2 separate regions of the Homo sapiens genome follow, and region 1 is linked to region 2. Evidence: chromatin loops called from intact Hi-C (ENCODE). Cell type or tissue: endothelial cell of umbilical vein. All regions are shown on one strand. Each heading gives the region's core, and the rest is flanking DNA. Links, peaks and the distances in the headings are about the cores only. Region 1 holds the start of LINC02697 (long intergenic non-protein coding RNA 2697). Region 2 has its middle 84 kb from the start of LINC02697.

The links. Peaks named below come from ENCODE experiments on the same cell type or tissue, not always from the same donor. Only the 100,000 strongest peaks of a DNase experiment are listed, where the experiment ranks them.
Region 1: a loop joins it to region 2, with 4 times the contacts of the local background. A loop is called at or near these places in 7 of 110 quality-filtered maps.

Annotation. Positions count from the first base shown.
Region 1 is chr11:134,940,279-134,957,304 of GRCh38, reverse strand. It overlaps LINC02697 (long intergenic non-protein coding RNA 2697), which reads right to left and starts at 6,316. Exons shown (of 2, transcript NR_187396.1): 1 at 6,008-6,316; 2 at 1-839. RefSeq lists enhancers at 7,246-8,445, 8,998-9,498, 9,499-9,999, 15,264-16,092. In endothelial cell of umbilical vein, for the core only: no CTCF peak of the experiment used is centred there; a DNase peak (open chromatin) is centred at 8,084; H3K27ac peaks cover 2,112 bases.
Region 2 is chr11:134,860,263-134,874,618 of GRCh38, reverse strand. No RefSeq gene overlaps it. Among named protein-coding and RNA genes, the nearest start is that of LINC02697, 84 kb to the left of the region's middle. In endothelial cell of umbilical vein, for the core only: a CTCF peak has its summit at 5,896; a DNase peak (open chromatin) is centred at 5,778.

The DNA of each region.
Region 1 (17,026 bases), core at 3,608-11,607, 81 kb before region 2:
AACTCCTCTCTCCTCCCCCCAAATCACTTCATGCTTGGGGCCTTTGCTGCTCCTCCTCCTCTGCCCATGGGGCTTCTTAGTCTCCAGAGACCTAAGTTCACATAGGGCTGGGCAAGATTGAGATCAGGGGACTCCTAACACAGCCAACTTGTCTCAGAGTTTCCAAGAAGACCCCCATGCAGGGGCAAGGGTATGGAATGTAAATTGAGTCACCATGGGGGATGCAGGTCTGTGCTGCTGACATAAGCTGTGTATCTTCAGGGATGCGTTGACTCAGGGAGGGAGGCAGCTCTGGTGGACACGCGATGCTATGCAGCCAACGCCTGCGGGAGATCACGTAGCTTTATTAAACATGTTGATAAATTCAGTCACACGCGAGAGGAAACCCTCTGTGAATCGCAGCATTTCAGGAATCCACTTCATGAACCTATCCTGGGCATAACAGAGTGGCAGCCTCCTGGAGTAGAACTGCGATCAAACAGAAAGCCATAGAAGCTCCCTTGGTGTAATGGTGATTGCCTCTTGTGAGGATCAGTGCATTTCCATTCCAAAAATTCTGGGTGACACACTCCATGTGCCTCAGACCAGGACACTGATCATGGGCCTCAGAGGATTGCAGTTTGGAGCAAGCCAGTCTGGGAGAAGGGGCTGGTGTCTGAGAACATGAGGATCTGCACACGCGGTCACATTTGGAGTGACTGAGAAGCCTCTCTCATTAGAATTGCATGATGCAACTGCACAGAGACACAGTGACCTTTTTCCACTTAAAAATCCAAGTGAGCATCAAGGTCCGATGAAATCCTTTCATCAGAAAATAACTTGCTTTGGTCTGCTGAGACCTAGAGGGGAGAGAGGATTTAGAATTCTTGGACCTTTCTGTGTCTTTGTAGATTGTTAATGCATTTATTAAGCCATTTCTAAGTGTGTCTACTGCTGGTGCGTGTTTCAACCTTGAATATCACTAAAATTCATTTTCTCTGCTTCAAGCCAGTGTTCTGAGGGGGAAATGCATTCTGTGCCCTCCATGGCAAGCTTCCCTCCACCCCTCATTTTCTCTCTCCTCTTCTCCCTTCACCCTCTGCCCATCAATGACTTCTCTTTCTCCCTCATGCCCTGTCTCCCTCCCATCCTGCCCCTCTCTCCTCCTACCCTTAGTCTCTATTTACTTTCCCGCCCATACCCTCTCCACCCTCTTCTCTCTAAACAGATAGGAAAGAGGGTCCTGGTGCTGTGTTTCTTCTCCACTCTGTGCCTCTGTGCTGGAGGTGAGGGAGAAGAGTCCAGGACAGTGTTTGAAATGCTCGAAGGGTAAGAGGGGGTTAGAGAAGAATATCGAGAGAGTTGTTCTATCAAAACACTGGACTCTGCAGGTTGGCAGATGCCCATCTCTGCAGGACAGTAGCTGGTTGTATCTGAAGGGGCAAGAGCAAGTGAGCTTTAGCTCACACCCATCACTGTCAGCAAACAGGGTCTCAGGCAGCGTAAAGGAGGAGCTTTATTCTTGTCATTTTTAAGCTGATATCAAGCGATTTATCTTCATGCTTGATAACAACACCTCTTGCAGCTACTTTGACCTTCAGCCATCTTCTGCCCTGGCCAAGTTTATGGTGAGGCCACTGATCTCTGGCACCTGGCACACAGGTGGCTCAGCTCTCTCACTGTACCCAATGATTTTCATCAGAAAACAAGGAAAGCACCGCGTGGATTCCCTTGGCATGAGATCAGGTGCACACTGCCTGCTCAATGGGTCCACCACCCACCACAGACTCCAGCCCAGTGTCGCAGCCGGCGGGGCGGCACCCACTACTCTCCACTTGGCTCACTCCAGACCCTATTTCACATCCACATGGAGCCACGGTCAGGCGGTCTTCGGTCCCATAGAGGGAAGTAGAGACACAGATGGGTCACATGGCTACAAGAAGCATCCAAACTGATGAGGATCAGGATCCCAGGGAGTTGCCAGTTCCACTGCTCTGGGGCTCTGCAGGCTCCAGCAGAGGCTGTTACCAAATCCAGCAACCACAGCTTTACACACCATGGGGTCTCCAGCAAGTAAGCGCACACGCTCTCAACACTTCAAGCCAAAAAATGGAGGACAAGTACAGGAACACCACCAGGCTCCCTGCAAACATAACGGGCCAGCCCCAAATACCCCAGGAAGTGAAGTCTTCTTATGCTTTCAGAATTCAGGGCCATAAAGATGCCTGATGTAAACCCTCTTACATACAGGTGAGGAAGTTGGGCTCAGAGAGGTACAGCAATTTGCCCAAATTCACACGGGGAATTAGGGCCTGTGATAGCATCAGAAACTCAATCACATAAACATTGGCCCATGGCTGCCTCTGCCGCACTCTGTGGGTGTCTCTATAGTGGAGATGGTATTGAGTTGTTCAGTCAGGTATTACTGAGCATGTGTGGAATACCAGAAAGTCGGGCATTTCAGTGATGAGCAAATCAGTCCCTTCCCTCATGGAGCACAGTGTGTAGGACACACACTGTAAGCAAGTGAACGCTCACTCACTCAGTGGACAATGGACACACTGTCCACTACTGAGGCCCCATGGAGACCAGCACAGAAGCAGTGCCTGGGTCCAAGGAGCCTCCTTCCATCAGGGGGTCTACGGGAGGAGTAGCCAGGCCAGGACTGGCAGGGAGAGCACCCCAGCAGGGGAGGGCCTGTGTGGAAACTACACGGCAGAGGAAGACTTTGAGCAGCTAAAGGGGGTCAGTGTGGAGGGACTGGGCAGTGCAGGGTGTGGTATCAGGGGAACCTGGGAGGCCGGCAGGGGCCATGGCTCTCAGGAGCTTCTGGAACAAGTGAAGAAGTTTGAATTAAATACAAAATGCCACAGGGTGCTACTGATGAAGCGTAAGCAGAAACAATGTTATATAACATACGTTCTTAAAGATCACATGTTTGTATGTGACTGTATGTGCATGAGTGTGTGAGTGTGTGGTCATGGGTATGGAAGTGAGTATGAGTGTATGCAGTGCTGTGTGTGTGTGTGTGTGGTAGTGTGCATGTGAATGAGTGTGTGTGAGTGTATATGTGTGTGCAAGTGGAATAGACTGGAGGGAAGCAGGAAAGTGAGCAGGGTGTGTATCTGGCAGGCTGACACTGGCTGTAGCCACATCTGGATGAGAGGTGTCTGTGGCTTAGAGTCAGATGGTGGCCATAAACACAAAGAGGTAAGGAGAGATTCAAGGTATACTTTGAAAGTGAAATGGTCAAGGCTGAGAGATGTGTTTAAACTGAGTGATAAGACAACGGGTGGTGTGAATGGCAAGTCCCACATTTATGGACTCAAGCAACTGGTTGGGTAGTGGTGCCATTTACTAAGATAACCAAGACTTCAGTGAGAACAGGCTGGTGAGAGAAGGAGGAATTTGGGACACCTTCTCTGGGGGTGCCTGTGAGCTCTTTGAGAGGGTCTACAGGGTGGGCCATCTGAAGAGGGTGGGTCTGGTCTGGAGGTGAGGCTCTGGGCAGTGTTGGCAGGTGGATGATCCAGATGCCACAGCGGGAATGACATCACCCAGGGAAAGTCATGGTGTGGGATGTGGATTCAGGAATGACATCACCCAGGGAAAGGCATGGTGTGGGGTGTGGATTCAGGAATGACATCACCCAGGGAAAGGCATGGTGTGGGGTGTGGATTCAGGAATGACATCACCCAGGGAAAGGCATGGTGTGGGGTGTGGATTCAGGAATGACATCACCCAGGGAAAGGCGTGGTGTGGGGTGTGGATTATGTGCTGTCCTCCTAGAATGTCCTGAAGAGGCCAAGCTTTTCCTTAGAGAGCCTGGTGTCCCCTTTGACTTCCCAACATAATTGTGTGTTATTTAAACACTGCCTCCATCTCCACTCTGGTGGTGACTCTACCCTGCCTCAAACCTCTGAACTGTAGCAGGTCAGGTGGCAGGTCAAGGAAAGGACCTGCCATTTCATTGAGGTAAAATTGACATTTACAACTCTACGTATTTAAAGTGTGAAGCATGATGTTTTATATAGACATACATTGTGAAATGATTACCACAATCAAGCAAATTAACATATCCTTCACCTCACAGGTACTTGTGTGTGTGTGTGTGTGTGTAGTGAAAATACTTGAGATCGACTCTTTCCAAGTTCCACGTGTCAAACACATTATTAACTGGAGTCCCCATGCTGTACACTAGGTCTCCAGAACTGACTCATCTTATACCTGCAAGTTTGTGTCCTTTGACCTTTGACCATCATCTCCCTGTTTCTCCTACCCCCAGCTCTTTGTGGCTTTCATTCTACTCTATTTCAATGATTCCAACTTTTCTAGATTCTACATATAAGTGAGATCATGTAGTATGTGATTTTCTGTGCTTGCTTTATTTCATTTAACATAATGTCTTCTAGGTTTATCTATGTCATTGCAAATGGCAAGATTTTCTTCTTGTTAAGGCTGAAAGATATTTTAGTACGTGTGCCTGTGTGTGTGTGTGTGTGTGTATCACATATTCTTAATCCATTCATCTGCCAACCTATGGAATAAAAGACATCATTTTCAAACCATATATCTGAAAGGGGGTTAATATTTTAAATAAATAAGAAACTCATACAGCTCAGTAGCAAAATAATAAGAGTAATAACCTGATTAAAAATGGGCAAAGGACCTGAATAGACATTTTTCCAAAGAAGACATACAAATGGGCAACAGGTATATGAAAAAGTCCTCAACTAATCATCAGGGAAATGCAAATTAAAGCCGCAAACAGTTATCACCTCGCACCTGTTAGGATGGCAATTATGAAAAAGTCAAAAAAGGTAACCTGTGCTGGTGAGGATGTGAAGAGTGAACCCTTATTCACTGAGGGTGGGAATGTAAATTAGTAGAGCCAGGATGAAAACAGCCTGAAGGTTCCTCAGAAAATGACAACCAGAGCTTCGATATGATCCAGCAGGTCCCACTTCTGGGGACAAACCCACAGGAAAGGAGGTCAGTGGGTAGAAGAGCTGCCTGCCCTCCCATGTCCACTGCAGCACTGCTCACCGTAGCCAAGACAGGGAAACAACCCAAGTGTCCCTCAGCAGAGGCCATTTGTTTTTAAAGCTAACAGGCCACACCTGGCCATAGCATTGTTTTACTTTAAAAAAAAAAAAACCACGTTCTAGGGGGGTGAAATCTGGGTGTACTCCCATCTCACATTAGCATATAGTACTCCACTGCAGAGCATGTGAACGCGGCAGCTCAGGGCAACCCACAATTATTCTATGAAAATGGCTGGCTGAATAACTATACATTTAAGCAAGTCTCAACCCCACTGTGTCTCAACCCCTACTGCCTGTGCTATCGTTAGGAGGAACTGTCCCAAGTCACTCTACCCCGTTTTGCCCAGAACCCTTCTGGTGACAGGCAGCCTCAGTGCCTTCTTCCTCCTTGCTTTCTTCCCTTATAGAGTTCAAATCTCACGTCTGTAGGTTTGTTCAGAACTAACCAGCAAAACTGCACCCAGCTGTGTTCCTAACATCTTCCACGTGCAGCTCTGCGTATCACAAGGAAAGAGATTCCTGAATGTACAACCGAGCCACACCAAGTACAAATCTGCGCACCCTAAAATCTGCCCACTCCCTGTAGTAGCTGCTCCTGCAGCTCTCGCTGTGGGCTCGCATGGCCCCTTCAGCTGTCTAAACAGAAACATTGGCATCCCCAGCTCCACTCCTTTAGCTCCTGCGCAGTGAGAAAGAAAGAGCGAGTCAAACATGAAATCCACTAATATATTAATTCAGCTCAGCAAGCAAAACCCATGAGCACCCAGCTCAGCAGAGCCTGCCAGGCATGACTAATCAGACCCTGGCTGAAGCAACGCTCTCTTCCTCGGTCCTCTCTGGAAGTGTGCTGGTTATGCAGCTTCTTCCTCTGAGCTCAGGAGACTCTGAAAAATGCAGTTTAAAAGGATGTAAATTAGGAAAATGTAAATACCCCTGGCTCCCTCACACAGGACTAGGTTTTGTGGTGGGGGAAGTTGCTTTACCTCATCGAGTCTTGGTTTTCTCATCAGTGATGACTTGCAGAGTTTTGTATGAAGTCCCAGGGCCCTGGCCCCACTACAAGGAGCTTGAATTTAGCAGGTCTGCAGTGGGCCTGGGCAGCTGTATGTTTAAAAGTTGCACAGTGACTGCGATGCTACCCAGCTGAATGGCATCAGCTTAGCTCATGGCTTCTCAGAAGCGATGTGCAGACTCCGATTCAATATCTTCAATGTAGGCTCTGAGGTTCTACATTTCTAACAGCTCCTGGAAGGGCCAGTGCTGCTGGCATGTGGACAACTCTTTGAGTACACAGGTTCCAGGTCTGTGGCTCCCGGTCTCGGCTGCACTTCAGATTGGGCCAGCCCCTCCTGACTGGATAAGATCTTATGGGACTGTTGGTGAGGAATCCCTACCCTAGCCAAGCTGTAGGAGTGTGACTTAAGCTGGCTGATTATCTGGATCCTCTGTGAAAGTTGATCCTAGTGCTCAGTGACTCAAAGACTGTGGAAAGTCAGAGCTCATGAATCCAGATTACAATGACATGCGAGACTGTTCCTGGTGCCCGAGATTCAGTTCCCAGAGCTACTATGGCTTATTAGGTACAGGTACAATTTTCCTTTTGTAAGATGCTCCATATTATTCCAAATATGGCCTTTTTTATTTGTAGAAAAAATATCTTTTTGTCACTGACAATTAAAGAAACATAACTGATATTTCTGTAAGATGTAACATCCCATAATTCTGCTCTCCCTGCATCAACCTGCATGTTCGTGTTATCTTCCTTATGGGGAAGAGGGGATAGCCACCACCTGCCTGGCCCCACACCTCCACCCTCACCTGAAACCCCAGGCCTGGAGAACACACTTGTCACCTCCCCTGCCTTGTGTTTGAGTTTCTCCCTCCGTAAAGAAGCGCTCTAAGGCTGGATGTTGATAAAATGACTCCACTGATGGAGGAAAACTCCTGCCCAGCTGACTCTCACTTCTGGGAAGGACTGGTCATGGTCAAATTGTGAAGGAGCCAAGGCTTAAAGAAGGCATTTCTTTATTCTTTTCTTTCAGTTATTTGTTCAGTTTTCATCTCCAGCCTCCTGGAGCATTTGCCTGATAGGAACCTATTGATGAAACGTGTCCCAAAACCCTTCACCAAAGAACAATTTATCCGTCTAGATCTTCAGTCCCGTCTGCTTTCTAATATGACCAATAGACAATGAAGTGTGTAGTCAGTATTGGCTATTGACACCAACAGCCAATAACAGCTTAATTACTCACTGTTCTGAGGCTGCGTGCTCTGATCCAGAGAAGGATTCCAGCAGTGGGTTTTAGGCACGTTTCCCAGTATCAGTCAGTATCTGGGAGAAACTTAGGACTCTTATTTCTCTCCCCCTTGCTTCCACGTGTCCCATATAGACACTTTATTACTAATCGAGGGTGAGTTGGGTGGCAAGTAATAACACTGCACATCCCACATGCTTTTCTTACAATGTAAGCTTAACGTACCAGCCGTGGAATGATGATGTCTGTCCCCTCTCATTCAGTCTGGCTGGATCTTTGCGACTGCCCTGATTAATGGAGTACAATGAGAAGGACATGATTTTACTCCCAAGGCTAGCATGCGAAAGGTGATATGGCTTCAGCCTGGTTCTCTTGGGATGTTCACTCTTAGAAGAAATTTGAAGAACCCCAAACAGCCACATGGAGAAGCCACAAACAGATATTCTGGCTGGCAGCCCAGCAGAGGTCCCAGCCAGCAGCCAGCATCAACTGCCATGTGAAGAAGTGTGCCTGCAGGGGGGTTCAGACCCCAGCTGCCAAGCTGCCTCCAGCCTCCCGGTCTTCCAAGCTGAGGATGCAGACAGTGTGGAGCAGAGATAAACCACCCTACAATGCTGTTCTCAGATCCCTGGATTGCAGAACCCAAGAGCACTACAAAACAGTTGCTATTTTACATTGCCAAGTTTGGGATTGCTTGTGGCATCAAGGACAGGAAATTCCAAGCTCTTGGTCAATGCTTAGTCATAGTGTCCTGGGTTTGTTTTCAGAGAAAACACATGACAGAGTGGCCCCTTTTCTCTCTTACCTCTCCAGTGACTGCAGCGGGAAGTGCCAAGGGCCAGACAGGCTTTCTCTCGGAAAGTTCTCTCTTCCTAATACAGCAACCAGGCTTGGCTGGTTTTGTGCTGAGCACTGCAGACAAACAGGGTCCCTTGTGCTGTGACTCCATTTCCTCCTGCTATTGTAGGAATTCTCTGGCCTGGTTGATGGAGTCAAGCTTAAGGTCTGGTTGTGAGTGCATAAAAAGGAATATACTGCCCAGCACTTGGTTCTAAGCTCTGAGCTGCCTTATGCATATTCTCATAAATTCTCATGAAGAATTACCTATTGAGTCCAACATAGTTTAATGGAATTCTGTTTGGAGGCTTGGAACCAAAGTCCCAATTAATAATAAAGCGTTACTTTGCTTTCCTTTGCCAGTTTAGCCTATGCATGTATTTTCCTTAGAGAGCCCATGGAGGAGAGAGAGGTGGCTAAAACAAGAAGAGATCTGTGGATGACTGCATCTCCCAGCCAAAAGACCACTCAGATAGCTTCCATGAGGATGACTGCATCTCCTGGCCAAAGACAACTCTGATAGCTTCGATGAGGATGACTGCATCTCTTGGCCAAAGACCACTCTGATAGCTTCCATGAGGATGACTGCATCTCCTGGACAAAGACCACTCTGATAGCTTCCATGAGAGCTCCCTGGGGCATCCATGGAGAAGATATTTTTGAGGGAGAAATCCCCAATGCATCTTGAATCTTGCAGCCCACACAGGGATTTCCTACAAGCAAACCCAGCCTTGAGCTATAAAGACCTGATCACTTTCCTGGGTGAAGACAGCAGACTGACTCAGTTATTCTGTGGATAGGTGACTTGATCAATGAGTTGGCGAGAAATCTAAGATGTGTCTTTCAGGCGCATATCTCAGATTTGTAAAATTATTATTTATTTATTTAATTTTTTTTTTTGGGATAGAGACTCACTCTGTCACCCAGGCTGGAGTGCAGTGGCACGATCTCAGCTCAATACAACCTCCACCTCCCAGGTTCAAATGATTCTCCTGCCTCAGCCTCCTGAGTAGCTAGGATTACAGGTGCCTGCCACCATGCCCAGCTAATCTTTGTATTTTTAGTAGAGACGGGGTTTCACCATATTGGCTGGGCTGGTCTCCAACTCCTGACCTCGGGTGATCCTCCCGCCTCAGCCTCCCAAAGTGCTGGGATTACAGGCTTGAACCACCGTGCCTGGCCTCAGATTTGTAAGATAATTTACACAAGACTCGGTGTCTCTGCATCTCACACTGGTTGTATATTGCATTAAACGGGTGATAATTCTCCCCTAATCAAACTGTGCCCATATGCTGGCAAGGACATTCATGTTATGAAGACAAGAGGTAGCTGAAAAATAAAGAGACAATAGCCACGAGACAGACCCAGAGGTCAGGCAGGGCAGGCTTGCCGTGAGGACACGGCTCATCCCACGGGGCCTGGGAACTGGCGGTCACAGCAGTGCAAGGTCCTGTTCTCTCCTCCGCAGGGACAGACAGGCCACCAGCCTGACAGAGACGGCACTGGGGGCAGCTGCCAGGAACAAGCAGGGATTACACTAGGATTTCTCAAAACCCGTCTCACAGAATACACGTTTTATTAAAAACTACTACATGAAGATTCTGTGTTCAAGTGAGTTTTGGAATGAGGAAGATCTGCAGCCAGTTTCACATGTAGATTTCTCCAAAGGATTTGGCCACAGACATTTAATTCTGGGAAACTTAAAGGCATGCTGATCATCTCAAGGTATTAAAAATAAATTTTTCTGAATGGTGGGATTATAGTTAATTTGCATTTTTCCTTTTGTTTATCTGTGAATCACATATTTTGCATAATGACTATATATTGCTTTTGTGGTGGAGAAAATATTTTAATGCAATGAAAACTCTGGTCTACCTGAGGTCAGGCAGATCTGCAGAACAGTGGACAGAGTGGGAAGGTGGGAATAGAGCGGCTCCTCCCTGCGGAGGAGGAGGGAAACCCAGGCTGGACCCAGGCAGGGTCTGAACCTCCAGTGAAGACATGAGGGACTGGGGTGGGTACAGCACAGTGCAGGGCCTGCTTGCTTTCCTCTCCTCACACCCTGCTTGTATATTCCATTTTCTTTCAGGACAATGAGCTCCAAGCAAGGATGGTGCAGGAAGAGCTCAGGACGGATCTTGCCACCTCCATCTTAGCCAGAGGGTTTTCCTGAGCTCAGGAGCCAAGCTTCTCAGACCCATTCTTGCACACTGCAAATTTCTAATCCATTGCTAAGGGCCACTAATCCCAAACTGAATTTAGAGAAACAAACAGGAATAGATGCTTTTTAAAATACTTACCAACATTCATATTTCTTCTCTGATTTTGAAAAACATAATTAATAATAAAACACTTGGGATCATGCAGCAAAGATACTTTATGGGAATATTTATTATGCAAATAACTAAATTAATTGCATACATTTGCATCCTATTAAGCATTGAAAAGTAAAGCAGCTTTAATAGAATTAAATCTACTTTTACCAAAATGATCTCATCTGGCAGGAAGAGTTAGGGCAAGATTGGTTTGGATTGAGATTTTCCATCCTGCTTAGGAATTCTAAAGTTCTATAGAATGAAAGTTTTTCTTGATAATAATTTTTAAATCATAAAAATGAAAGAAATGTTATTAGAAGTCCTACGATTTCACCACCAACTTCAATGCCCTAATGTGGCTATCCATACTGCTTTTCCAATATCTTCCAAACGTCGATTATGGATTTATATAAGTTTTTTCTACTAAATTATGTCTTACAGACATTATTGAAACAGTATACTTGCTAAACATCTGTGAATTTTGTGTAAGAGTAAGGTCCCAAGATTTTCTAAAGTTTGAAAGACAGTCATGCTCTGGAGTCACCCTCTGGGCTCGATGCGATGGTGCCCAACGAATACCTCCAGCCTGCTGGGGCTGGAGCTCCTGTCTCAGTCTAACCCTGCCCAGTAAGGAGCTGACTCAGCCCACACTGCTCAGGAGGCCCTGGGGCCCTCTGGGCTTGCAGGTATTCCTGCCCTCAGCTGGGGCCAGCCCAGGCTTCGGTGATGCGGTTTCCTCTTCAGAGGGCACTCTCGGGCCTCTCTCAGGACGTCTCCACCCCACACACGCTGCTGCCCACACCTCCTTTCAGGGAAGGGGCGCAGATACCTCCCATCTTCTTTCCTACACCTCAGCTTTGCTCCCTTCCCCTTTTACTCTGCACACCATGGCAATTTTCACCCCTTTTTGGACAAAAATTTCCTGACAGGACTTAACCTCCCTGGCACTTAAAATCTGAACTCTAACCTATGTTATTTGCAACAGAAAGAAAAGTGCTTTTATCTGTCCTTTCAGGTAAATTATTTATTTATGTTTTTCTTTATAGCGCCACCGTTCAGATTTGCTGGATTTGGAGACAAAATCCAGGTTTGAATTGTGATTCTATTTCTTACTGCTCCGTGGCCTGGGGCAGCCAGGTCAGCTCTCTGAGCCCTGTGGTCTGCATGGCTGAGTGAGAATGCCCACCTCCACTGAGAACCAGCCAGTGAGGTGCCAGCAACCCATCTAACACAGGCAAAGAGGATTTCTTAATGAAAACATTTTGTCTTGCACAAAACAATACTCAATTTAAGAAACAGCAAATGCAGAAAAGGAAAAAGAGGATTAGAAAACTATAGAAAGAGCTCAGTGCATGGCAAGAGTTTAATGAATATTAGTTCTTCCCATTTAGTTTTGCTTTCCAACCCACTAAGCATGCTTCGAAAGACAGAGAAGAAAGAGGGGTTACAGCAAAAGCAGTGATAAGAGTTTCTTGCATCTTCACAGATCAAGCATCTTGGTCTGCAACCAGGTTTGTCTGAACAAAGGGTTAGGAGCCAAAGTTTGGGGTGGTGAAAGCCATGGGGCCCATGTTAGGCTGAGGACAAGTGTGCATATGGGTGGCAGGTGGCTTTGCCCAGAATGAACTGGAGGGTGACGATCCTGGATCTGGCAGTGAAGCGGCAGTGTCTCTGCTCAGCCGGAGCGGGAGGTGTGGAGCCACTTCGTCACACTCTCAGCTGCACGGCTTTGGGCCACAGCCTGTAGACACCGGTGGAATCTGCTCAGAGCTTTGAAGAGAGGATTCCCAGAGCCAAGCTATGGATGGGACTAGGAAGCGAGTGACCAAGAACAGCTGCTCTTCACCTCCACGGGCAGGGTGGGGCGGGGTGGGAGGTGAGCTTTGCCGAAAGCCAGGCTGAAGGTGATGCAATGACCGCACCATGGCCAGGAGCAGAACCACACGTTCTTTTTGGTTTCTGTGTAACTCTTGCCAAATTTACAATAAACCCTGCAAATCTGCTGGAGCCTCTCTCTTTCTTTCCCAACCTTTGCAAGGACCTGTCTTGAAACTCCTTGCCTGATTCCCCGCTTCTTGTTTTTCCCTGTTCCTCCTGCTCCCTTTTTCTTTTCAGCTTTCTCTCCAATCATGTTCCTGTCTATTCTTTTTCTTTTTGCTACCCTGCATGGTGAATATTTGCTATTTTCCTGCTCAGCAGAACCTGCTCTCCCCACTCTCAGCCCGTGAGTGGGTGGGTGGGGCTGACCTTAGCACCTGGTGATGTCACTTGAGAACCTAGTTGGCTGGGCCCAGACTTATTAGGTGGTCAAGTCAATAAATGCCCATTATCATGTTTAAGCTGCTTGTGGCTGGGTTTTCCTGCTTGGCACCAAGAGGCCTGAGTCATTTGCATCCTCGGGACCGGCCCCTGCCCCATCTCCAGCTTACACCTCACCCCATTCCCACCCCTAAACTACAGTCAGGCCGAGGTGCTGACAGGCTGCCCCTGTGCCACGCCACTGCTGCCCCTCAGTAGGTCCCTGCCCTCCTGGCACTTCTTGGTGTCATGGTTTTCTGAGCCACAATGCTGTTCTAATTGTGAGGCAGTGGCATCTGCCTGGCTTCCTCCCCAGCCCCAGCCCCTGCCATGGGGACTCTGCCTGAGCTCTGAGGGCAGGTGGGGCACCCTGCTCCTGGCACAGGCACTATTTCCACCTCTCTTCTTCATTGCTATCCGGCTTTCCCTTGCTTTTATCCCCTCCCCTTCTCCTGCTTCCCACTGGTCAACTCTTCTCCCAGGGCCTCCCAGGGCCTAGGTCTGAGCAGTGGAGACCTCCATGAGCAGGCAGAGGGCAACCAGGCAGGCTCCATCCAGAAGAGAACAGGCCTGGACCAGATGCAGATTCTCCCAGGCTCTGCAGGGCCTGGCAGGGAAACTGCTGCTCCTGAGCTGCCTTCAGGGGAGTCCTCAGAATAAGGGGAGCTATCAACAGGCAGAGCAGTGTTTACGAGGACAGTTATGATCTTGTCACTGTCCTCAAGGAGCTTCAGGTCCAGGAAAGAAAAATGAGCCACCTGTGAAGCAGAATTGTGTAATCACCTGGCGAGCAGGGAGGAGCCCCCCAGACACCACAAAGACAGGGAGCACTGGGAGGGAGAAGCGGGGCCAGGCTGGGGAGACCTGCAGAATGGGGCGGGGCTTCTGGTTTCAATGTTTACTTGCTGAGTGGCCTTGGACAAGTTATTTCATCTGCCTGAGCCTTACTTTCCTCATCTGTAACATGAAAATGCCAAATATACCAGCACCTGGATTGCCACGAGGATGAGGTGATTACAATGCGTATGGTCCTGAAACAGTGGTGTCCCTCTCCCCACCCTGCCATTACCCAACCTCTGGTCTTCAAATCGACCCTATAAGGTAGGTATTTTTACGTTCGCTTTGCAGATGAGAAAACCAAAGCTCTGTGTAATGACACATCCCGGAAATGTGAGGACAGGTTTCAAATCCAGGTGTGTCTGGTCAAACCTGAGCGTTCCCTCCAGCCCTGCTGCCCCCTTTCTGCATGTGATCTTGGCTGGGGTCAGTGTCTGGCAAGCACACTGTCTGGCTGGCTCAGGCCTTTTGCCCCAGCTGTGGCCTTCACCCCCAACTAATTAACTAACTGACAAGCTGTTTATGAAGCTGCACTCCTGGTGACGTTGTTGGTGGCTGTGATAATCATCCTGTTTTTCCACTTATTCAGCCACCTTCTGAAGGGTCCTTTTATGGGACCCTTTTATGGATTATCATTGTTCTGGGCAGTTTATTATGCAAATGAAGCCTCAAAGTGCTCGATGCTGTCTGCTGAAATGTGCTTTATAAGATAATACATTTTTTTCCACAAACCAAAATAAACTAGTGTAAATGACAATGGAACGAGAAAAGCTTTGCTCTTTATAAAAAGGGCCGTGTGAGATTCTTTGAAACTGAACGCCGGCGGAGTCTGACTCTGACCCTGGATGAAGAGATGCTGCTCTTTTAAGCGAGGGATTTCTTTTCGGAAGAGGCTTTGTGAGCATGGAACAGCGAAGCCCGGGATGGGAACCAAGAAAGGTCACCGAAATGTAGACACCCTGGCCTCAGTCTCTGGAGTTCAAAAAGGCTGCGGTCAATTGTTGGAATTTCTTTTCACATGAAGAAATCTACATTCTGTGTAAATAAACCACTTTAAAAATGTGTGTGTTGTCTTAGTTACACAGACATTTCTATAAAAGTACTTGTAATTGTGTCTAAAAGACTGAAACCATTTAAAAAAACACCTTGAAAAATATTTTTCTCTGCCTGGTTCAGTGAACAGTTCCTACAAGCCCCTTTTCTCTCTCTATTGGAAAATAATAATTCCAGATTTTGTGCCAATCCGTCCACTGATCTAAACCGCGGCTCTTCTGTGGGCCGCGCACTCGCGCCCCTCCTCACTCTAGTCCTACGCCCCTGCTGGGAGGGCCGCGCTGCTCCGCCCCCTGGTGGTTGCAACCCTGCCTGTGAGTCATTCTTCTGACTCCGCTGCACCCAGCCTGGTGGTTTACAATAAACTCCTCCATTCTCAGAGGCCAGGGAGGCAGTGGGAGGAGAAGGGGTCTGCACGAAGAAGCCTGGCGAGAGGCTCACATGCTTGTATGTCGTTAGATGGGAAACACACCCCCAAGCTGGGTGAGCAAAGAGTCCGAACCACATGCTGCTCTCTGTGTGTACATGGAGAGTATCCTCAGCTTGGCCAGAACCCTGACCCCACCCCCAGGCCCCAGTGTGGAAGATCCATCCATGGATGATCATGGTCCAAACCAGCTCCTCACTTGAGCTTTCCTTCCCTGCACTCTTGTCAAATTGCACCAGGATTCCCTACGACTCGTTGATGTTTCCCTAGCACTGATTACATGGTCTCCTGGATGGAGAATAGGGTTAGGAAAGTACATCTTTAAGCATGTTCAGGCTAGAAGTCCAGGCCGAAGACATTCATAAAGGGGTCACCAGCAACATAAATAAGCCAAAACAGTACTGGGACTCCGTAAACTGAGAGTGCTCTTTGGATGTAGCTCTGGTTTTCAACAGGTGATGGCCAGGCTGCTGGCAGGCAGCGGCGAAGCTAGCACTCAGGCCTTCTTCCCCACGCCTGAAGCCCCCAAGACCACTTCCAGCCCCCACCTGATCATTACATAGGGGCCTTCTCTCAAATGATGTGCAGGGTGTGGGCAGTGGCATCATTGCCCAGGCCCTTCAGCTGACCTGTCCAGGTTTGGGAAAGGAGGACCGGGATGGCGGTGAGGAGGAGCTCAGGCAGAGTGGTGTTTTTCTTTGCACTTAGCATTGGGTGTGTTTGGCCCAGGAGAGGTGAACGTGGCCAGAGCAGAAATAAAACGAATCAGCAGCGTTACACAGTGCTGGCTGAGATGCTCCACTATCCAGGAAATAAGCAGACTTTGGTCATCAGAGTAGAGACAGCTGCAGAGTGCAGTGAAGGGCTGTTTTCAGGGTTGCAATCAGAACAGAGCAGCTTTCCCCTTACCAAATCCTGGCATCATCTCTGTGTCCATGGCCCCACCCTCCAGGACAGCAGCAGAGAGGGGCCTACACATTCTCCTCCCGTAAGTGCTGGGACATCGGGGTAGGGGACGTGAGATTGCGTATTTTCCTTTTGACACTTTTGTCTATTTGAATACCTCAGGAAGTAACACTATTTTCTCAGTTGAAGGATTGCTCAGAAGTCTAGGACTCCCCTTCACCTCACCTATGCCACCAAATCCCCTGCTGAAATAAAGTTCCAGGCTGTCTTGCCACTGCCTGTGGCCAGCTGCGTCCCTGGTCCCCCCCCCCCCACAGGGTGGCCTCTTTCCCTGCATTTGCATCTCCCGTGTCCCTGTCAGTCAAAGGGGACTCCCTGCTGGGGGCCATGAAGGTGTCAGGCAGGCCTTGACACAGAGGCCCTGTCCAGGAGGAGAGGGACAGCCGAGAGGAGGGACCAGCGGGGCTTCCCCACTGCACCGTGCAGGGCTCTGCAGCCTCCTGCCCTGGGTGAAGAGTGCAAGCACCTTCGCTTCTATGTTATTGGAGAAGGCAGAGTGGAGGTGGGTTTCTAATATGGAATAAATAAGAGAAAGACAGGCAAAGAGTTTGGGAGTAAGTTTTTAAAAATTCCTTGGTAAATGACTGACTGTAAACATAAATCCTGCCATTCAGCTAGCGGGAAATAGTCCCAGCAAGAGCATGAGGGTCCTGGGGGCTCGGCTGCCGCCGACAGCACAGCAGCGTCACTGGACTTTGCTGCAGGCGAACATGTGTTCAAATACCACCTCCGCTCACACGTGCTGCCTGTCTGAATTTAGGCTCCAGGCTTCTCATCTTTTCAAGGGAAGGGATAATAACGTTCACCTGCATAGTGCTCTTTTGAACAAGAAACAAGATTATGTATGCAAATATCTTAAGTGTCATTACTTTTAAACAAACGGAGTTGTTAATTTTATTATTTCCACTTTTATTATTCCCCAAGTCATTATTTGAACACCTAGAATGGGGCTTGGCAAATAGTAGTCACACAATACATATTTGTAGAACAGATCTTTGAACAAATACATGGTAA
Region 2 (14,356 bases), core at 1,426-9,425:
ATATGGCACCTTAGCCAGAACAAGTCCCAAGGTGCCGTTGGACTCTGTCCTCCTGTGCCATCACCTGTGGCAGGAAAGAGTCATCCCATTCACATATGCACCCAGTCCTCAAGTGCCTGTCTAATTGGGGACCTGTGGCAGGAAAGACTCATCCCATTCACATATGCACCCAGTCCTCAAGTGCCTGTCTAATTGGGGAAAGGGAATCAAAGGCGTGGAGACTAAAAAGGTAGAAAATTTACATTTGGCTTTGAAAAGAGCACGTGAAATTCCTCCCAGATTTGCTTTTCTCACTTTAGTATTAAAAATAAAAGCTGGATGATTGGGTGCTTATCAGTGCACGGGTGTAAGTAAGTTACCCATTGTCACGAAAATACCCAAAAGGATTAGACGCAGCAGTGTCCAGCAGATTCACACAGAAATAAGGACAGTGTGTGCCTCCACCAGCCAGACTGGAAAACCTCACAGGACATGAGACATCAGCTACAGTACATAGAAGGGTCTTTTCTCTGTAGTGAAAAATAACTACCCCTACACCAAATAGAGCTCCAGTTCAACCTATGACTCAAAATGACCAAATCAATTTCCAGTAACATGACGGAATTACAGAACAGAGCCAGATAATACGTACAGCAATATATATGTATACACACACACATATACACATACACTCACAGAGACACAGACACACACACAAACACACACCACCTAACAAGGTAAAATTAACAATGTTTGGCATCCAATAAAAATGTATCTGGCACACAAAGAAAAAAGAATATATGGCTCATTATAAGAAAAATGATCAGTTCATCAGGAGCACATAACCATCCTAAATGGTTTTATACCTGCCTAGTAACAGAGTTTTGAAATCGCTGAAGCAAAAACTCTTAGAATGACTAGGAGAAAAAAATCACAAGCTTAATCACATTTGAAAAATATCATTCTGTCTATAATTAATAGAACAAATAGAAAATTGTTGAGGATATAGAAGATTTGAAAAATACTATCAAGTAACTTGATCTAATTGACATTTAATGAATATTAACACCTAAAATATCACAGTAAGCATTCTTTTCAACTGAACCCAGAATATTTTCTAACACAGACCATATAATAGGCCAGAAAAAGTCTCAAATACATTTAAAAGAATCGGAGGAATTGTCTTCATCCATTTGTGTTGCTGTAAAGGAAAACCTGAGGCTGGGTAATTAATAAAGAAAAAGTTACAGTCACAGTTCTGCAGGCTGTGCAAAAAGCTCAGTGCCAGCATTTGCTTCTGGTGAGGCCCTCGGGAAGCTTCCAGTCATAGTGGAAAGTGAAAAGTTGAAGGGAAGCCTGTGTGTGCAGAGACCACATGGCCAGAGAGAATCCAAGAGACAGAGGAGGGAGGTGCCTGGTTCTTTTAAACAAACAGCCCTTGCAGGAACTGATAGAGCAAGAACTCACTCTTCACCATGAGGAGGGCACCAAGCTGTGCATGAGGGCTTTGTCTCCAGGACACAGTCATCTCCTCCAGGCCCCACCTCCAACACTGAGGGACACATTTCAACATGAGATTTGGAGGAAACAAACATCCAAACCATATCAGGCACATACAAAATATGTTCCCCGACCACAATACAATTACATTAGAAATCAATAATAAAAGCATCTCTTAAAAATTTCCAATTGTTTGAAAACTACATAATATACTTATTATTTAAATAGCCACTCATGCCAATAAAGAAATAAAAATTGAAATTATAAAATAATTTGAACTGGATGTAAAGGAAAACCCAACATTAAATCCAAAGTGATTTGAAGACAGGAAATGATGCAGACGAAAGAAGGGAAAAATGAGGTAGAAAACATTTTAATAGAAGAGAAAATCAAGAGCTTTGATGAGATTAAAAATTGATAAAAATTCATCGGACTGATGGGAGTCATAAATTACCAAGACCAGAAAGGGTAGAAGGTGCATCACTGCAGATCAGAGGCTGAGAGGGTAATAACGGAATATCCCGAGCAGCTTTATGTCAGTGCATTTGAGAGCTTGGATAAGATGGAAAAATTACTTGAAGATACAAACTATCAAAGACAATGCAAGAACAGTCATATAAAACTTGAACAAACCTCTCTCTATATTAGAAAGTGAATTTTTACTGTAAAACCTTCCCATAAAGAAAACTGAAGGCCCAGATAGTTCCACTGGTGAATTCTACAAAGTACATACAGAAGAAATTATGCCAATCTGTCACAAACCTGCAAAAAAATTAAAAGGATACATTATTTCCCAATAGATTTTTTGAAGCAAGAATTACCTTCATCCCAAAACTACACTAAGACATTACAAGAAAATAAAACTGTAAGTCATCATCCCACATGAACACAGGTGCAAAATTTCTAAGCAAAATTATAGAAATGAACCCAACAATACATTTTTAAAAAATGCATCATAACCTAGTGGAGCTTATTTCAGGAACGCAAAGTTGGTTCAATGTTATATTGTATAATGAATCATTCCACTGGCCTTTTCCCCTGGTTCCTGGGAGACTTTAGATCCCTGTAATTTCCCAAGTAATAGGAGTGTCCTTGTTATTCAGGAGCCCCTTGGACCACATATGAGTTTATGCTAAGGATGAACTGACTCAGGATGGGGCTTTACCAGAAAGACCAGCCGTGTAATTAGAGGGTTGGGGCTTGAAGACAGCCTGACCTCCAGGGAGTGAAGGGGCTACAGATGAAGTTTACTCACCTGACCCACGACTCAATCATGCCTACCTAATAAAGCCCCATAAAAACTCTGGACACCAAGGCTTAGTGGAGCTTCCAGTTGATGTGCCTGGATAGTGACGTGCTTGATCCCACAGGGAGAAAACACGAAAGCTGTATGCTTGAGATCCTCTCAGATTTTGTCCTGTGTCTCTTGATTTGGCTGATCTTGATTTGTGTCCTTTAGAATCAAATTGTAATGATAATGTTTATATGGTTTGTGTGAGTCATTTATTGAACTATTGAATTTGAGGAAGATTGGGAAGTACTCTATACTTGTAGCCAATTAGTCAGAAGTGCAGGTGGCCTGGGGACCCCAAATGTGGCTGGTTTCTGGAGTGTGGAGAGTTTTCTGGGAATTTACCACTTAAAGTGGTGGTGTTTAGTGTCAGAAAACATTCAAAAATCAATCATTCATTGTAATTCAGTAATTAAAATAGAGAAACCATGTGATTATCTCAATTGATGCAGACAAAATCCAACATCTATTCCTAGTAAAATCTCTCAGCTATCAACCTGATAATGGGAATCTATTAAAAACCTATAATTAATATCATACTTAATGCTGAAATATTCTATATTTTCCCCTAAAATTAGTAACAGGAGAGACTGTATGGTTCTTATCTCTAAAATTATTATTGTTTTGGGAGTTCTAAACAGCTAAATTAGAAAAAAAAAGAAGAAGAAGACAATCAGATTGAGTAGAAATAAATAAATGAGTAAACTGCCTATTTTCACAGATTACAAGCTTATTTAAATTTAAAAAAAATAAAAACTACAAAACACACACACATAATAATGAATGCAAGTTTGCAGGATACACATTCATTATACAAAAGTCAAATGTACCTAGCACCCAGATCTTGGTTTCTAATGTCATTCTCCACAAAAGAAATCAGGGCTTACTGCAGAAATGGTTGACTCTAAGACTGGGGCAAGAAATAGAAAAGGTAAGCCTGAAACATCTTATAGTCCCAGAAATTTAAAACGCGCTGAAAAAAAAAAAGGAAAAACCAACCCATTTTTAAAACCATGTGGATAATGGTAAGAAACAGAGGAGCCAGCTGAATGTATGTCCAATGGCCAAAAGTAGAACACAGTTAAGCCACAAAATAAACAATTATTGGATTATAGCCCAAAGTATAAAGTACATATCCATGAGTCCGTACTGATATAAAGAAATGATTGAATAAGTGAGTAACTTGGGAAGATGAGACCACTGTCCCATGCAGAAGAATTTCAAATCCCTGTAGATTCCCTGCCCTCAAGAAGGGGTAGCATGACCCCTCTCCTGAAGCATGGGCTGTGCATAGTGACTTCCTTCCAAAGAGTGCAATATGAGGGGCAGGGAAAGGAGCAGCTTTACAGTGGAGAAACCTGGTGACCACTGCCTCAGCCCCACAACCAAGGTTGGGAACACTGGCATTGAGTCCATACCTTCATACAGTGGGATGAGAATGGCACGTTTCACCACGACCAAGGTTGGGAACACTGGCATTGAGTCCATACCTTCATATAGCAGGATGAGAATGGCACGTTTCACCATGACCAAGGTTGGGAACACTGGCATTGAGTCCATACCTTCATACAGTGGGATGAGAATGGCACGTTTCACCTCTGTGATCCCCCTTCCTCCCAAAAATATATAACCCCTGTCTAGCCATAAGGAAAACATCAGACAAATCCCAGGTGAGGGACACTCTATAGAACACCTGAGTAGCCCTCAAAACTGTCAAGATTGTCCAAGACAATGGAAGCCTGAGCCACTCATAGCCAAGTGAGGCCAGGAAGACATGACGACTGAAAGTAACCTAGGATTCCGCATGGGATCTTGAAACGGGGGAGGGCGTTAGGGGAAAATGAAAGAAACTGGAATGGAGTGTGGATTTTAGTTACTGCATCAGCATAGGCCCATCAGTTGTGACAACTGTCCATGCTAATGTAAGATATTTACAATAGGAGAACCTGGGTGCGGGGGTAGGGGACTCTATATTACCCTCTCAATTTTTTGGTAAATCTAAAACTGTTCTAAAAAATAAAGCCTATCTGAAAGCATGTATTCATGTCAAAAAATAAACTTTATTCTGTAATACTTACAAACGATATTTGGAACTTGAAATGCTTAGAATACACTTTAGAATAAGATAAAAAGTAGGAATATTTAGCATCAAGTAAGGCAAAGACATGCAACACCTATACACCGAAAACTATAAAGTAATGCTGAGTGAAAATAAAAAGCCTAAGTAACAGAGAAAATACACCATGTCCATAGGTCATAAGACCCAATAATCTTACCAAATATGCCCAAATTGATCTATATATTTGATGCAATTCCAAGTCCCAGAAATATTGTTTAAGAAATTCATTAAATAATTTGTTTTACATTTTTGTTTATTTTTTCAATTGACAAAATTTATAAATATTTGTGGTGTACAAGAAGATTGATAAATGTATATACATTGTGGAACAGCTAAATCAAACTACTGAATATATGCGTAATAACATCATTTTAAAATTTATCAGAAAGTACAACAGACAAAGTTAAAGGCCTAACATCTGATTCAAAACTTACTATAAAACTGCAATACTCAAACCAGTGTGATCTTGTCATAAATGCAGATAATAAATAGACCCATGGGAAGAAACTAGGGGGGCCAGAAATAGACCCAAGTATATATACACAATTAATTTTCCACAAAAGTACAAAGGCGTTTCAGCAGAAAAAAAAAAAGAGTATTTTTTAACAAACAGTGCTGAGACAATTCGTTATGTATTAAATGAGCTTTATCACACCATATACAAAACTTGATTCACAGTAGATCATAGAAATAAATGTAAAATCAAAAATTATAAAACTTTGAGAAGAAAACAGGAAAAAAATCTGTATGACCTTGGGCTAGCCTTGGCTCCTGGCGCTGGAGCAGAAGCACGGCCCTTTGAGGCAGGCTGGAAATCTCCAACAGCCACCAGAGGACTCAGCCAGGGCCAGCCCCTCGCTAGCAGGGAGCACAGCTGCAGAGGCCTTTTGATGTGTTTATGCTCCCGGCTTTTCCTTTCTGAGCAAAAATCATTTCTAAATCTTCCTCTAAGCAAGTCCGATATCAGCTCCTCTGGCGCCCCCTAACGCTCGGCTGTGGTAAAGCACCCGTTCCTCCTCTCCCAGGAAGACGGCGGGAGAGATCTCAGCGCAGATAAAGCACTCCCATGCTTTCAGATGTCAGCTGAGACCATGTGCATACCTCATGCTGTGCGTGCGTGTGTGTGTGTGTGTGTGTGTGTGTGTGTGTGTGTGTGTCACAGAGAGAGAGACCCACACACAGGCCTGGGAAGGGGAGGTGACCTCACCCCTCCCCTCTCAGTGTCTCGGGGTGTTCAGCAGCTCCAGACGAGGACAGGCCACATTTACTTGTGCTCTTCAGGGCTGGTCCTGCCTCTCCTGTCCCCACACCTACCCACCCTCTGAGCTTTTCCTCTTGGATTATTCCCTTTTGTTCATCTTCGATCTCAGGGCTGTGTTCCCATTCCTCCACACCTACAAACTGTGCCAGTCTCCAAGGGTGAATCTAGAATCTACTTATCTCAATATTGTACTCACCTTGTTTTTAACCTTGAAACTCTAGCTCCTATCAAAGCGACTCAGAATCTCCGTGCTGTAAGTCACACAGTTCAACCACAAATGGTCACAATTTGAAGGGACTTTCTCATTGTGGTCCAGCCCCCACTCCTGACCCTTTGTGGCAATCAGAAGGGACCAAGGATACCAGCACTGAGGGTTTGTAAGAGGCCACACCGCTTGATGGTGCAAAGGTGGAAAGGAACCCAGACCCCTGGCTCTTAACTGAGAGATGCGTTGGCTCCATCCTGCAGCCTCAGGGCCGCTGCTCTGCCATGCTCCCTGTGTGGGCTCTGCACAGCCCTTGCCTGATTTGCTGCTGTCGGTGACAGATAACAGGTGAAAAAGCGAGGACCACACTGCCCATTACTGAGGATCAGCCCTGACAGGGAGCGTAGGTGGGAGAAGGAACCAGCACCTCCCTGCTGAGTTGCCAAAGCTTGGAAGGGCAGAAGCCACTTTGCACCGTTGCTTTCACCCAGATCTACCTGCATAGAGCTACACGCACAGCTCTTCAGAAAGCCACGTGATAAAATAAGAATCATCTGTTCTGAGTGCGTCTATGGTTTATATTTAAAATATCAAAACCCATTAAAATAATATTTAGCATCAGATAGAAGATTGGTGACTCACAAGGTCACCATGAACAGTAAGAGTAGGGGACACTTTTAGTCTCTAATTGGATGAGGCCTGCGATAACTCCACCCTGAGCTGCCCTGTCTGGGTGTACAGTGCAGTCAGCCGGCCCTGGGCCCAGCGCTGTGAGGCCTGGAGCATCAACTGCTGCATTCCTGGACTCACACTCTTCCTCTGCACCTTGCTCAGATCCACTGATTTTCCAGCACAAGTCTTAAGCTACCCAATAGCAGGGATTTTTCTTTTCTCCATTTTCTTGTCCTCACCCTGCTCCACACTTCAGGTAGCACCCGGACTGTGTATGCCCCGGTGGTGCCCAATAAATGCCCCTGCCCAGCTGGCTCCCGGTCCAACCCAGCCTTCCTCTCAGTCCCCTCCTGCCTTTATCCCCCCAGCACTCAGCCCATCTGCACCCCTCTTGCGCCTGCAGGGTGTGTACCTCACAGGGCGGGAGCCCGGCTCACCAGGGGCTCACAGGGACGGCTGCCTTGGGTGGACAGCAGAGCCAGCACCACTTACAGGAGCCTGTGGGAGAAAGAAGTACACACTTACCAGCCAGAGGAGAAGCGATTCCAGAAGGAATGGGGTCAGTTTGCAGGGCCCCTCATGCCATTTCTGATGCAGACTCTTCTCCATTTCTCATGGCCTTTCTCCCACGTGGCTCCAGGTTCTGAACCTTGGCATCAGAGGGACACGGCTGCTCTCATTAGCTCTCAATTTTTAAGGGTTCACTTCCCAAAGAACGAGCTGAGTCACGGACTTTGCAAATCCAATCATTGCACAGGAGCACCAAGCAATATCACACAAAGTCAGCATTCCTCATTATATCTCCTCTATCAATTTACCTCGGAACCAATTATTAATTCCCCTCTCTCCCCTCGGGCCACACTTAGTCACACCATCACGGAAGCTGGAGAAAATGGTCTTAGCCACCAGGTGGTTCCCAGTCTGCTCTGGCACCAGCTCTAGCTCTTAGCTAATCTGATCTGGTAGAGGATTCCAGGGGCCCCCATGAATGCCTGGGGTGAGCACAGCATCCCCTCCAGAGAGACAGGATCACAGGGGGCAGCTGGAGGGCCCCTGGTCTGAGGCAGGGTCCAGACTCCTTCCCTAGGAGCACAGCCTAAGTGGAATTTCCAAGCATAAAATGCAAGCGTGCAATTGCTTCAGGAAATGTTCCCCTGGGTATCAAGATCTGTTCAGTAAAGAGCTGCCTGGAGCTCACAGGGTCAGGAGCTCCTGGCGAGAGGGGGAAGCAGGGGGTGTTTGCGTCCACAGTCAGCTGGGGGCCTCAGAGAAACCCAGCCTCAGCGTGGGTGCTCAGAAGGACTTTGTCCCCCTCCACAGGTGAGCCTTCCACAGGAACCGCAGGACCCCTCAGGCTGGTTCACGCTGACCTTCCTCCATCCAATCTGTAGCTTAAGGATGATGGCAAAGCTCAGATGCTAATCAGTGCCTGAACCCACATGAGGTATCCTCTGATATCGTATCTCGTTTAATCCTCACACAAGTCCTATGAGTGCAGAAAGCCATCCCTATTTTATATATTTAAAAATGAAGGCCTAGAGGCACTTAATAACTTCTTCAAGGTCACACAGTGCCAGGATGCAAATTCAGATTTCTCTAAATCCAAGAGCCAGGCAGGCATTTTCCCTCATACATCTGCCAAGCATGATTCCTCTTTCATTAAAGAAAAAGGATAATTTATATTACTATTAATTAATCTGTGTTTGTTCTGACATTTTCTCTTCTTCATCTCCATTTCAGGCAGGAAATTAAACTTTTTCATGTTTTCATTTCCATATCTCAGAGACTTTTCTTAAGACATTTTAAAAAATGGGGGCATCCAGAACTCAAAATAATGCCAGTCTATTATAAAATTCCGGACCTATAAAAAATTATGCCAGCTGTCTGCCAAGATTGGCAAATGAGTAAAGGTTTTAGAGAAAAGGTAGAAAGAGAATCCAGCAAATGACACCTGCCTGTCAGAGGAGATGTGTGCCTGGATAAAAATATATCAAATTAGAATGGAGGAATTGGAATGCACATGTGCTAGGAAAGGAAGCAGCATTTTATGCACGCTGGGTGAGAATGAGGGAAGGGATTACCAGCAACTCCCCTTTCCACCACCGTAGCCCCACAGTTCCCCAGGAATGGTAATCTCATCCTTCCCCTCAAGGGCCATTTCCAGTGCATAAAACCCCATCATTTGGATTCTGTCTTAAGACTAACTTCAATAACTCCTTTGAATCTATAAGCCGTATATACAGTGATGTTAATTAAAGGTTGGTTCTGATGGCTGCAGGAGCCAGCAGTGCAGTCATGGGTAGATAAAATACAGTCGACGCACATCAGAGCACATCACAGAAATCAAAGTCCTGTGCACGAACAGCCATGTAGATGGTGTTGGGTAAAAGAAAAAGTGAGAGAGAATTCATAGCACAGACAGAAAGGGCTGCCAGGGGATGCTGGCAAGGTGCTGATCTTCACCTCGCTGCAGCAGACAGGGGTGGGGCGTTCCCAGACAGGGCCCGTTCCCAGGATGGGCTGACACAGCCAGGTGTAGCATGCACACTGGCTTAAGTGCCTGCCATTTCTTAATGGCAGGTGGCCCAAGGGGGTTCAGAGTCCTCCCCACCACCTTCAGAGCCTCAGCCCCTGTCAAGGTGAGGCTTCTCCAGGCCTCTGCCCTCCTCGGGTTTGGCAAGGGCCACTCCCTCCAGATCAAGGCTCCCGCTCAGCCAGCCTGGGGGTCCAGGACCCACCTTGGAGCACCGAGGCCCAGCACTGTCTCAGGTTCCCATGCTCAGGAGGCTTCTGTGGAGCTGTCACCATGGCCTTGTCCATGGGGAAGGGAACTCAGAGAGACCAGGATACCGTGGAGAGCCACGCAGCAGGCCGTGGGCACGGCAGGACCTTGCTGCGACTCCCCAGGACGCTGGACTCTACCCGGACTCCCCCAACTCTCTGGTGGTAGCAGGCTCCCCCAGTTCCTGTGCTCCCTCCACGCCTGCCCTCCTGGAACCTTCCCCAACCACAGTGGCCTCTCCAGCCTGTCCCAGTGTGAGGCCTTTCCTGCAGGCCAGGTCTGCTTGGAAAGAGCAAGGAGGGGCGCAGCAGCCTCTCTACCTTTAGGACCCTGCCTCCAGGTGAACGTGCAGCTCCATATCAAAGCCGGGCCAGCTTACGGACAGACCAGCCTCTCCCAGAACACCCGGCGTCCCCGCTGGCTTTTGCCAGGAACCCTGGCTCCCCGAGCCCTTGGCCGGTCACTGTGAGGCCAGATGATACCACCCAGCACCGTGGGCTGCCCTGCCTCAGAACCTACTCGCGTCTGGTTCACAAGATCTGAAGACCTGGACCTCCTCCCCACAAAGGTGGCCACCATCGACCACTCAACTCTATTCCAGGATCGCTGGCCACCTGGACTAACCAGGCTGACCCGATCTCTGGAAAGGTGTGTTCTTGTCCCAGGGACAGCTCTGTGTTATGGAGTCCGAGCAATGGGAGAGGCGCAAGGCTAAACTCTGGTACTCTCAGGGTATGTGGGGAGGGTCTGCCCTTTCTGCAGAGATGTAGACCAGGATGGGAAGAGTGTCCTCTGCCCATAGAAAGCTTGAGGATAGACTCTAGGAAGATCTTCCTGAAAGGGAGGCCAGGGAGAGCCAGAGACTCAGAGGGCACCATGGCCTCAGTCTGTTAAGCGAAAGACAGCCTTGCAAGAGGCAAGGTCTGGATGGGATGCCATCCCACGCTGGTTTCCAGACCAGTCAGCCTCAAGCATCCTCACCAGGAGTCAGCATGAGGATGAACCCTGGCACAGACGTAGGCACAGGTCCTGGGGTGACTGGTACCTCCTGCTGCTTGGCCAGTCATCACTGGCCTCGCAGAGGACAAATAGGATGGTGTGTCCATCAGGGGCCTTTCCTTCACCCTGTGAAACTGATACAAATCGGGGTACCCAATTCCCCTGCTCAGGAGGGAACTACAGCTTCCGGGCTCGTGATGACTCTGGAAGGGCTGTCTGCTCTGTCCAGGGAAAAAGAAGCCTGCAGTTAGGATGTTCATCAAGTGAGACCGACAGGTGTTTGCGGCTGGCTCCTTTCCAGGTGCTCCGGGATGTCAGCGGTCACCCAAGAACGGCCTCTGCCCTTTGAAGCTGACAGTCTCGTCTGAGGTATGTGATCAGAGGGCAGCTATGCAGGGGGTTGGGGTGAGGCATCCTGGCTTGTAAATTCCTAGTGCTCCTGGCTTGCAAAGAGGGAGAATGCTGCCTGGGCTGGAGTGGATGAGGAAGCCAGGACAGTGGAGGAGAGTGGAGGATCCACTGAAGGGTGAGGAGGGCTGCCAGATTTAGCCAAAAATCCACAGAGTACCTCAAGGAAGCAGAACAGAACCCCTCACTCCCCAGCTCAGGGCTGTGCACAGTGACATTTCTTTGAAAGAGTACAATATGTAAATGGAGGGAAAAGGTGAACTTTGCAATGGGAAAGCCTTACACACCCCTCAGCCTGGCGATCTCAGTCAGCATCCACAGTGACCTGTCAGGATAGTAGGGTGTGCCCTCGTCACACTGTGATGGGATGGCACTGCAGTTCTGCGGGCTCACGCCACACCGCAGCCCAGTCTAATCACAAGGAAGACATCAGACAAATCCCGACTGGGGAAAATTCTACATCACACCTGACCTCAAAAGCGCCTGGGCCATGAGAAGCAGGGAAAGACTGAGAGACTGTCACAGCCAAGAGGAGGCTGGGCAGACGGGCTAATGTCATGTGGGATCCTGGATAGGACCCTGGGAAACAAAGAGGACAGGGAAAACTAAGAAAATGAGGGAGTGGATTTGGGGAACAGTGACGTGTCCTTGTTGATAATAGCATGTTGATGTGTTCATTAACTGTGACAAATGAGGCATGCTCACATAAAATGCTAACAGCAGGAAAACTGTGCAAGGAGTGTGTGGGGACCCTCGCACCATATTGGCAACATATATTCTCCAGCTACTCTAAAATGAAACAATTATTTAAAAATACAGAGTACACAGTTAAATTTAAATTTTACATAAACAGGTAATATTTTCTCGTAAGTGTGTCCCATGAAATATTTGAGACCTTCTTATTCTGAAAAAGTATTTGTTGTTTACTTGAAAATTAAACGAATTACTGAGCATCCTGTGTTTTATCTGGCAACCACAGAGGTTGGGAGAGTTCAGAGGGGAGGAGAAAAAACATTGCCCCAGGGAATAGTGGACTCCATTCACCCCAGAGTAAAATCAGAGTAAAATCATCACTCTGCAAAGACCCGCCACAAAGCCTGCGCTTCTTGGATGTTAAGTTCGGCAGTGTCTCAGATCATGTAATCTGACCCCGAGGGTTTTTTAGTTACTGTTTTTGTTGCTTAAGAACAACTCAACAAAATAAAATTCCTGCTTATTGTTGGATAACACTGTCTCACATTTACATCAAACAGGCTAAAAATAAATAAATAAACAGCATCTTCATGGACAAAAAAAAAAAGACCTTTTATTTTTGGCCTTTTAAACGGTCTCATAGGAACCAACCACTTATGGTAAGTACAGCTAAGTACACACACTAACAAGTTACTGGAATGCTCGGAAGAAGATTGGCATTTTGTTGCCGTTTTTTATTTTCCTACAAGGTTTTTTCTTGAGGTTGTAGTGAGCATGGTTACACCACAGGCAAAGTCAAGAAGTAGGACAGAGCGCACTCTGAAGGCTGGTTTGGTCATTCCAGATCATCAAAAACGGCTGACCCTAACCATGTGTACACAAATGTAAAATGTAAACAAAAAATACAAACAAGTTTTTTTTAAAGTACCTTTTAGAAAAAAGTGGGGCCTTAGGAAGTTTTGGTTCTTTTTTCCGCCCGTGTTGCAAATGCCCGTGGTTGGGTTGGGGGCGGGACAGCGCCTCTGCAGGCCGGGGTGGGATTTGCAAGTGTCTCGTACATTATTATTAATTGTAGTCACCAGCTTGTAAAACAGATTTCCAGAACTTACTCCTCCTGCCTACCTGAAACTTTGTAACACCTTCCCGTTCCCTGCTCCACGTAGATCCTGGAAGCTACTATTTAATTCTTGGCTTCGATGAGTTCACCTTTTTATAATTCCATGTATAAATTATGTGGTATTTGTGAGTCATATCGTGTGTGTCTTTCTGTGCCTGGCTTGTTTTGTTAGCGCAACGTCCTCCATGTTCATCCAAGTTGTCATAAATTACAAGATTTCTTATTTTCCAAGGCAGAATAATATTTCATGTTCATTCATCTATAAATGGACATTTAGGTTGTTTTAATGTCTTGGCTCTTGTGAATAATGCTGGAATGAACATGAGCGTGCAGACATCTCTTTGACATCCTAACTTCACTTCCTTTGAACGTATACCCAGAGGTGGAATTGCTGGATCATATAATAGTTCTATTTTTAATTTTTTTGAAGAACCTCTAGACTTTTTTCCACAGTGGCTGTACTAATTGACATTCTCACCAACAGGCTTCCCTTTTCTCCATATCCTCTTCAATAATTGTTATCTTGGGTTTTTTGTTTGTTTGTTTTTGGTTGGTTGGTTGGTTTAGAATAGCCACCCTAACAGGTGTGAAGAAGTTTCTCTTTGTGGTTTTAATTTGAACTTCCTTGATGATTATTAATGTTGAGCTTTTTTTTCCATAAATGTATTGGCCGTTTGTATATCTTTTGAGAAATGTCTATTCATGTTCTTTGCCCATTTTTAAATTATGTTGTTTTCTTGCTATTGAGTTGTTTGACTTCCTTTTGTATTTTGGATGTTAACGGACATAAAAACAGACGTAAAGTCCAGTGGAACACAACAGACCACAATAGACTCCACAACAGACTCCAGAAATATGCCCATGCCTTTATGGTCAACTGATTTTCAACAAAGGTGCCAAGAATAAACCATGGGAAAGGACAATCTTCTTAATAAAATACATTGGGAAACCAGCTATCTGCATGTGGACTAACGAAATTAGACCCTTACTTCACACTGCATAGAAAAATCAGCTCAAAATGGGTAAGGACTTGGGTCCTGAGACTATAAAACTTCTAGAAGAAAACAGGAAAAAAAGCCCCTTGACATTGGTCTGGGCAATGATTTTTGGGACATGAGGTTCAGTTGGGCAGGAGGACTAAGTTCTGGAGATCTATTGTACAGCATGGTGACAAAAGTTAATCATAACGTACCTGCAACTTGCTAAGAAAATAGATCTTAAATGTTCTAACCACAAACAGAAAGGATAATTATGTGAGGTAATGGATTTGTTAATTAGTTTCACTGTGGCAATCATTTCACAATGTACACATATATCAAATCATCACATC